Linked DNA regions of Homo sapiens: regions 1 and 2 are each linked to region 3. Evidence: read pairs that join two places in POLR2A ChIA-PET (ENCODE). Cell type or tissue: PC-9. All regions are shown on one strand.

The links. ChIA-PET counts read pairs that join two places held together with the same protein. Peaks named below come from ENCODE experiments on the same cell type or tissue, not always from the same donor. Only the 100,000 strongest peaks of a DNase experiment are listed, where the experiment ranks them.
Region 1: POLR2A ChIA-PET joins it to region 3 with 5 read pairs; 6 of 35 experiments call an interaction of 5 or more read pairs at or near these places.
Region 2: POLR2A ChIA-PET joins it to region 3 with 6 read pairs; 1 of 35 experiments calls an interaction of 5 or more read pairs at or near these places.

Annotation. Positions count from the first base shown.
Region 1 is chr10:102,719,661-102,722,160 of GRCh38, reverse strand. The region is part of intron 1 of SFXN2 (sideroflexin 2); the gene reads right to left. Among named protein-coding and RNA genes, the nearest start is that of SFXN2, 6.3 kb to the right of the region's middle. In PC-9, no CTCF peak of the experiment used is centred here; no DNase peak of the experiment used is centred here.
Region 2 is chr10:102,377,652-102,380,151 of GRCh38, reverse strand. It overlaps GBF1 (golgi brefeldin A resistant guanine nucleotide exchange factor 1), which reads right to left. Exons shown (of 40, transcript NM_001377137.1): 34 at 718-868; 35 at 501-631; 36 at 198-299. Among named protein-coding and RNA genes, the nearest start is that of NFKB2, 17 kb to the left of the region's middle. In PC-9, no CTCF peak of the experiment used is centred here; a DNase peak (open chromatin) is centred at 1,071; H3K27ac peaks cover 344 bases.
Region 3 is chr10:102,603,115-102,605,614 of GRCh38, reverse strand. The region is part of intron 8 of SUFU (SUFU negative regulator of hedgehog signaling); the gene reads right to left. Among named protein-coding and RNA genes, the nearest start is that of TRIM8-DT, 39 kb to the left of the region's middle. RefSeq lists an enhancer at 696-1,895. In PC-9, no CTCF peak of the experiment used is centred here; a DNase peak (open chromatin) is centred at 1,084; H3K27ac peaks cover 2,341 bases.

The DNA of each region.
Region 1 (2,500 bases), 120 kb before region 3:
TCAGGGAGTCATTGAAAGACTTTAAGAAGAAGAGTGACAAGATCAGATATGTAGTTTACTAAGAACAAACTGGGTAGTCATGAGAATAAACAGGATGTGGATGGACCTCACGGGATGCAGGGAGACCAGCTGGACGAGAACCCCAGTAATCCAGGCAAGAAGAGGTAGGGCTCAAATGAACCCACGTGCACTCAGAGGAGAGACCAACAGGAGAGAATCTTTCAAAGAAGCGGAATGTTAAGGTCTGCTAAGCAATAGGTATAAGAGGAACATTTTATCAGTCAAGGTTCAACCAGAGAAGCAGAATCAGTAGATTACAGACAGACAGACAGGTAGATACCAAAACATAACATGGGGCAACATGGAGTTCCTCTAACTCCTGAGCTCAAGCAATCTGCCTGCCTTGGCCTCCCAAAGTGCCAGGATTACAGGTGTGTGCCACTGCACCTGGCTATGACACACACATATACATATTTTATATATTTCTAAAATATATTTGTATACTATAATATATATTTTCTAAATATATAAATTATATAACTATATAAATATATAATTTTTTAAATTTATAGATATAGCAACATATATTTATAATATATAAATTTATATATACATTTATTTATATAGACATGAATTACGTTTAAATATAACATATAAAAATAATATATAAACATAAATAATTCATATAGCTATATAAAATCATATATAAATATATAACTTTATATGTTATAAATATATGTTGATCTATCTATATAGATTTTATAATTTTTTCTTCTTTTTTTAGGCAGGGTCTCAGCTGGTTGCCCAGGGTAGAGTGGAGTGGTGCAATCATAGCTCACTGTAATCTCAAACTCCTGGGCTCAAGGAATCCTCCCATCTCATCCTCCCTAAGTGCTGGGATTACAGGCATGCACCACTCCTGGCCTAAATATATATAATGCTGACGTAATATAATATTGATAAAATATAGAAATTGATTTATCACAAGGAATTAGCGAATTGGCTCACATAACTGTGGCTGTTGGCTAGGCAATCCTGAAGTCAGCAGGGCAGGCGGCCAGCAACAGACCATCCCAGGGGAGAGGGAGCAACGCGGGTAATGGCTCAGAGTCCAGAACCTCAGAGGGGGTTCAGGGGTGTTCTAGCCCTCCTTTAAAGGGCTTCCACCTGATTAGGTCAGGCCACCCAGGATAATCTCCCTTTTGATTAACTTAAAGCCAAACAATTGAGGAATTTAATTAGGTCTGCAAAATCCCCTCACAGCAGCACCTAGATTACTGTTTGTCTGAAGAGCTGGAAGATGGTGTGTGTGTGCTCCTGGGTAGCCACTATAACTGGAATATACCAGAGAGGGAATCCCGGGAGTCTTGCTTAGCTTAGCCAAGTTGACACATGACAAATATCCAGAGTGATACCTAGGGTTTCTGACTTGGGCGATAGGTGCTAACAGGGAGAGCACAGAAAAATTGGCTTTGAGGGAGAAAATATTAATAGTAAGCTTGATTTCTGCATGTTAAGTTTCAAATACCATGGGATTTTTTTTTTTTTTTGAGACAGGGTCTTGCTCTGTTGCCCAGGTGGGAGTACAGTGGTATGATCATGGCTCACTACTCCAGCCTCCACCTCCCAGGCTCAAACGATCCTCTGACCTTAGCCTCTCAAGTAGCTGGGACCACAGGCATGTGCCAACATGCCCGGCTAGTTTTTGTATTTTTTGTAGAGACAGGGTCTCCCTATGTTGCTAGGCTGGTCTCAACTCCTGAGCTCAAGGGATCTACCTGCCTCAGCCTCCCAAAGTGCTGGGATTACAGGAGTGAGCTACCAGCCCCGGTCCTGCCATGGGTTTTTTTTTTTTTTTTTTTTTTTTTTGAGAGGGAGTCTTGCTCTGTCACCCAGACTGGAGTGCAGTGGTGCGATCTCGGCTCACTGCAACGTCCACCTCCTGGGTTCAAGCAATTCTCCTGCCTCAGCCTCCTGAGTAGCTGGGATTACAGGTGCGTGCCACCACACCCAGCTAATTGTTTGTATTTTTAGTAGAGACGCGGTTTCACCGTGTTAGCCAGGATGGTCTCGATCTCCTGACCTCGTGACCCATTACCCGCGTCGGCCTCCCCAAGTGTTGGGATTACAGGCGTGAGCCACCAAGCCCGGCCGGGATTTTCTTAAATGCAATAGGCCTCTTCCTGTCTCAGGTCCTTTCCAAACACAATACTCAAAAGCTAGTCTTTCCTCTCTTCACTAAATAGTACCTATTTGTCCTTTTATTTTTTTGTACAAATAATTTTCAGATTTACTTCTATAGCTTCTACTACTAGGTCATTTTGTTTTTTTCTTGGAAATAGCACCTTAGCTAAGTTAAATAATTCACCTGTGAAGTGAGGTGGTATGTTCATTTTGCTCACGACTGTCACCCCAGTGCCTAGCACAATATTCAAGTATTTGCTGAATAAGAAGTTCATCAGCCTGTGGGTATTCAGGCTTGAAAGGAAACAGAGGTCAG
Region 2 (2,500 bases), 230 kb after region 3:
ATCTTAGATCAGAGATGGAGGAATCTCTGATTTAAGATTCAGAATCCTCTCAGGTCCCTAGGTCCTGCTTAGTGTCCATAGCTGGGGGGTTGTGAGCACCTACAGTGCATCTCTAGGTCCTGCCAGAAGCCCTGGCTTCCCTCCTCGGGAAAAGGCAGGTATGGGAGAGAGGGTGGGTATAGGGTGGTGAGCAGTACCTTAGAGAGCAATGTGGAAGCCCTCATCCGGGTCTCCTCCATCCCACCCACATCTGCAGGGCTGATGTTCTCCAAGAGCTTGGTAAGTAGAGGAAACAGCACCTGGTGGGGGTAAATGTGCAATGTCTCCCTATGAGGTTCAGCTAGGCAGCCTTGCCCCAAGGAAGCCAGGAACTGGATGGGCATAGAGCTGAAGGGAAGGTATGATGCAGGCTGAAGACTCACATTAGGGGCTCTTCAGGCTGCCTGGCTTTCCTTTTCTTAGGATTTGAACTTTATCTTAAGACCAGTAGGAAGTCCCACCTTGTTAAAACAGGACTCCCATTCCAGGGCATCTAGCTTTTGCAGATCATGTACAAGTAGTGCTCGCTGCAGATAGGTCAGTGCCTGCATCCGTACCTGGCGCCGGGCATCGCAGCACAGGCAGGCAATACCTGAGAGCAAGAGCAGGGTCAGGATCCTTCAGGCATCTTGATCCTGATGCTCCCCAAACTCCCTACCTCTGCCCCTCCTGGTTTACCCTGCAGTAAAGGGCACCAGCAGTGGGCCCAGAGGGTGCGAGAATCAGCTTCAATCTTCTGGCCACCTGTCTCCAGGTGGCGTTGCTCCTCCGCCCATGAGCTGTAGATAGAGGCTGCCCGCGTGTGCAGGGTGTGCATCAGGTCTAGCAACTAGGATCACAGGAGGGGGCAGGATGTGAGTGGGGTTAGGTCTCGTGGATCCCTTTCCCCCTCCCCACTCACTGTCCCTAACTAAGTCCTCAAGGTGTCCCTAGCACCAATCATGCCATACCTCACCCCCTCGCTACTCTTTCCCTTGACTTGACTTCCTGGTTGTTCCAGTCCTTGTAAAGGACTCTCCAAGTCAGAGATTACTCATGAGAGAGAGAGCCTTAGGAGGTGTGTGGACTGAGTATTTCACAATCCTTACTCACAGTGAGAAAGATACTTTCTTTTCAATTCTATTTCACACCTGCTGATGACAGAGAAAGCCTCATGTTGTTAATTTAATTTTATTTTTTGAGGCAGGGTCTCACTCTGTCACCCAGGCTGGAGTGCAGTGGCACAATCACGGCTCGCTGCAGCCTCGAACTCCTGGGCTCAGGTGATCCTCCCACCTCAGCCTTATGAGTAGATGGAACTACAGCTGTGCGCTGCCACAGCCAGCTAATTTTTTGTATTTTTGTAGAGATGGGGTTTTGCCATGTTGCCCAGGCTGATCTTGAGCTCCTGGGCCCAAGCAATAGTCCTCCCAAAGTTTTAGGATTACAGGTGTGATTATACCATGCCCGGCCTAATTTTATTTCTTATTTTATTTTTTGAGACAGGGTCTTGCTCTGTGCAAAACTGGAGTGCATGGCACCATCATGGCTCACTGCCTCCTGGATCTCCTAGGCTCAAGAAATCCTCCCACCTACTCAGCTACTCAGCCTCCCCAGTAGCTGGGACTACAATGTGTGCCACCATGCCCAGATAATTTTTGCATTTTTATTTTTGTAGAGGCAGGGTCTCGCTATTTTTCCCAGGCTGGTCTCGAACTCCTGGCCTCAAGTGATCCTCCCGCCTCAGCCTCCCAAAGTGCTGGAATTACAGGTGTGAGCCACTGTACCTGGCTGTTAATCTCATTTTTAAAACAGAAAACCTCAGGCTCAGAGGCTTTGATTGGGCAATAGTGTCTGGCCAGATTTAATACATTTTTACTTTCGTTATTTTTCTTTTCTTTCTTTTTTTTTTTTTTGAGATGGAGTCTTGCTCTGTCGCCCAGGCTGGAGTGCAGTGGCATAATCTCGGCTCACTGCAAGCTCTGCCTCCCGGGTTCACGCCATTCTCCTGTCTCAGCCTCCCGAGTAGCTGGGACTACAGGCGCCTGCCACCATGCACAGCTATTTTTTCTATTTTTAGTAGAGACGGGGTTTCACCGTGTTAGCCAGGGTGGTCTCCATCTCCTGACCTCATGATCCACCCGCCTCGGCCTCCCAAAGTGCTGGGATTACAGGCAGGAGCCACCAAGCCCAGCCACTTTTGTCATTTTTGTATGGTTATTCTATTTAAGGCAATTGGTTCTCCATCAATTTAGTGATATAAACTCTGCTCACATAATTAATTTTATATGCCTTTGAATAGACACAGGGTAACTCTGGAAGGATAGACAAGAAACTGGTGACAGTGGCTGCCTCTAGTGAGGGGAACTCAGAAGCTGGGGACAGGAATGGATTGGAAACTTAGTTTTATCAGTTTACCCTTTTGTATATTTTGAACCTACTCAAAAAATAAGTAAATCTTAGTTTAAAAATAAATTTAAAG
Region 3 (2,500 bases):
TAACCTGGTTATTCTGACAAATTTTCTTATAAGGACAATATAGGAGTAAAAGGCCACAAAAGGTGAATAGTAAACACCAATAACCAAATGACAAAATGCAGTATTTTCTTTTTTTGCTTTGAGACAGGGTCTCAGGCTGGAGTGCAGTGGTGTGATCACGGTTCACTGCAGCCTCAACCTCCCAGGCCCAGGCAATCCTCCCACCTCAGCCTCCTGAGTAGCTGGGACTACAGGCATGTGCCACCACACCTGGCTAATGTTTTGTAGAGATGGGGTTTTGCCATGTTGCCCAGGCTGGTCTCGAACTCCTGGACTCAAGAGCTCTTTCTGCCTCAGCCTCCCAGAGTGCTGGGATTACAGGTATGAGCCACCACACCCAGTTTAAAAATGCAATATTTGGCAGGGCACAGTGGCTCATGCCTGTAATCCCAGCACTTTGGGAGGCTGAGGCGGGCAGATCATAAGGTCAGGAGTTCGAGACCAGCCTGACCAACATGGTGAAAACCCATCTGTACTAAAAATACAAAAATTAGCTGGACGTGGTGGTGTGTGCTTATAATCCCAGCTACTCAGGAGAATCGCTTGAACACAGGAGGCAGGGGTTGCAGTAAGCCGAGATTGTGCCACTGCACTCCAGTCTAGGTGACAGAGTGAGACTTCACCTCGTGTTAAAAAAAAAAAAAAAAAAAAAAAAGGCAATATTTTCATCGGGAATATCCCAAAGGTAAAATGTGATCATGAAATCATGAAATGGTGGGACAGAGTATGGCTAAAGAAGTCAGGGTGAGTAAAATCTGCATCAAGGTTAGGGGATTTCCTAGTCAACTATTAACTCCTCTGGGCACCAGGGGCCGCCATCCCCAGCCCTACCCTCTGACTTGGGTGGGAGATTAGGACCCCTACTCTCCTGAATGAGCTTACTCTAGCCAGAACCCCAGCTTTCCTTTTTCTGAGACACTGAGTCATTTCCTTTCTCTAGCTCTTACCTTTGAGCCTTCCTTTTCCCTTCCCTGGAGAAGTGACTCACTGCTGAAGTGTTGGGTGACACCGAGGATCAAGGATGGGCGATAAAAATACCCCTGATTGTGCAACTCGAGGGAGGGGGATGCAGCGTTTGGACTGAGAATTCAAGCACCAGCAAGGAATTCTGAAGTTGAGGTGTTAACAATGGCCGTGACTTCATCTCTTTGGGGAAGCGGAGCAAAGAACGGAGTTAAAACAGAAATTTACCCATGCCAGACTTGCTGTGGAGCCCCTTGCTCTGCCCTTTCAAATATGTATTTCTGAGAAAGGCCTGTAAAGGCACTTGGCATGACAACATGGATCACAGTGAGGGAGGCAAAAAGGAGCCTGCTGTCCAGGACGCAGGGAGCAGAGAGGCCTGGGCTGTTCCTCTCATCAGCCCTGCAGAGTCTGGCTGGGGCCCTAAGAGAAGGGCTGTTTCTTTCTGGGCTTTCTTTCCAGTGCAAGCAACTGTACTTCCCCAGCGTGGGAGTGTGAGGGAAGCCAACGTGACAGAGAGGGCTCCAGGCTGGCCACTGCGCTGACAGGAGAGACCCCTTGAAGCAGGGTTACCCAACACTGCCCTTCGTGCGAGCGGCACCAGCCACAGCCCAGCTGTTTCCCCAGATGGAAACTCACCTTCCTTCACCCCAATTCACTGGTAAGTTGGATGCAAACAAGATATTTTCTTCCTCTAATTAATCTTCATGGACCTCACAAGCTGAGCAAAACAAAACACAATTTTCTCTAAAGGATGACTCCCTGGCCAGGTTACAAGGTATTCAAGATGGGAATTAGAGGGAGCAAAGTCACCCCAATCAAAGGCCAAACAGACAAGTGCAGAGACACTCCTAAGAGTAGAGAGAAATCTATGTATATGTGTGTGTGTGTATGTTGGGGAGGTGTTGCAAATGTGAATGTTACAGCAGAGGAATTCATGGTACAGAATCTTAATTCTCCATGAAATTAAGGCAAAAAAAATTTTTTAAAGGTCTTAAAAGCTGCTGGTGTGATTCTAGAAGACTGAGAAACTCAGCAGTGATGGTGAGTTCGCTTTTTAGAGGTGCCTCAACTACAAAGTGCTTCTCCCATAGTCAGGAACTTTTCCCCTCTAACATAAGTGTGCACACCTGCATGTGCCCTGTCCCTCTCTGGGAGGGCACACAACTCAGAGAGCTTCCTAAGAGTTCCCAGCCTCAGGTGGTAAGTCACTGGCTGAGGGAGGAGGTGGCCCTAGAATACTGGTGCAGGTTCCCAGCATCTGAGCAACAGTTTAGAGAAATACAGGCCAGGTGTGGTGGCTCATGCCTGTAGTCCCAGCATTTTGGGAGGCCAAGGTAGGAGGATCACTTGAGGCCAGGAGCTCGAGGCTGCAGTGAGCTATGATCTTGCCACCACATTCCAGCCTGGGTGACAGAAGGAGACCCTGTGTCTAAAAAAAAGAAATAAATAAAAGAAAACCTCTACACACAATTCACCTGACCACACGTATCTTCTG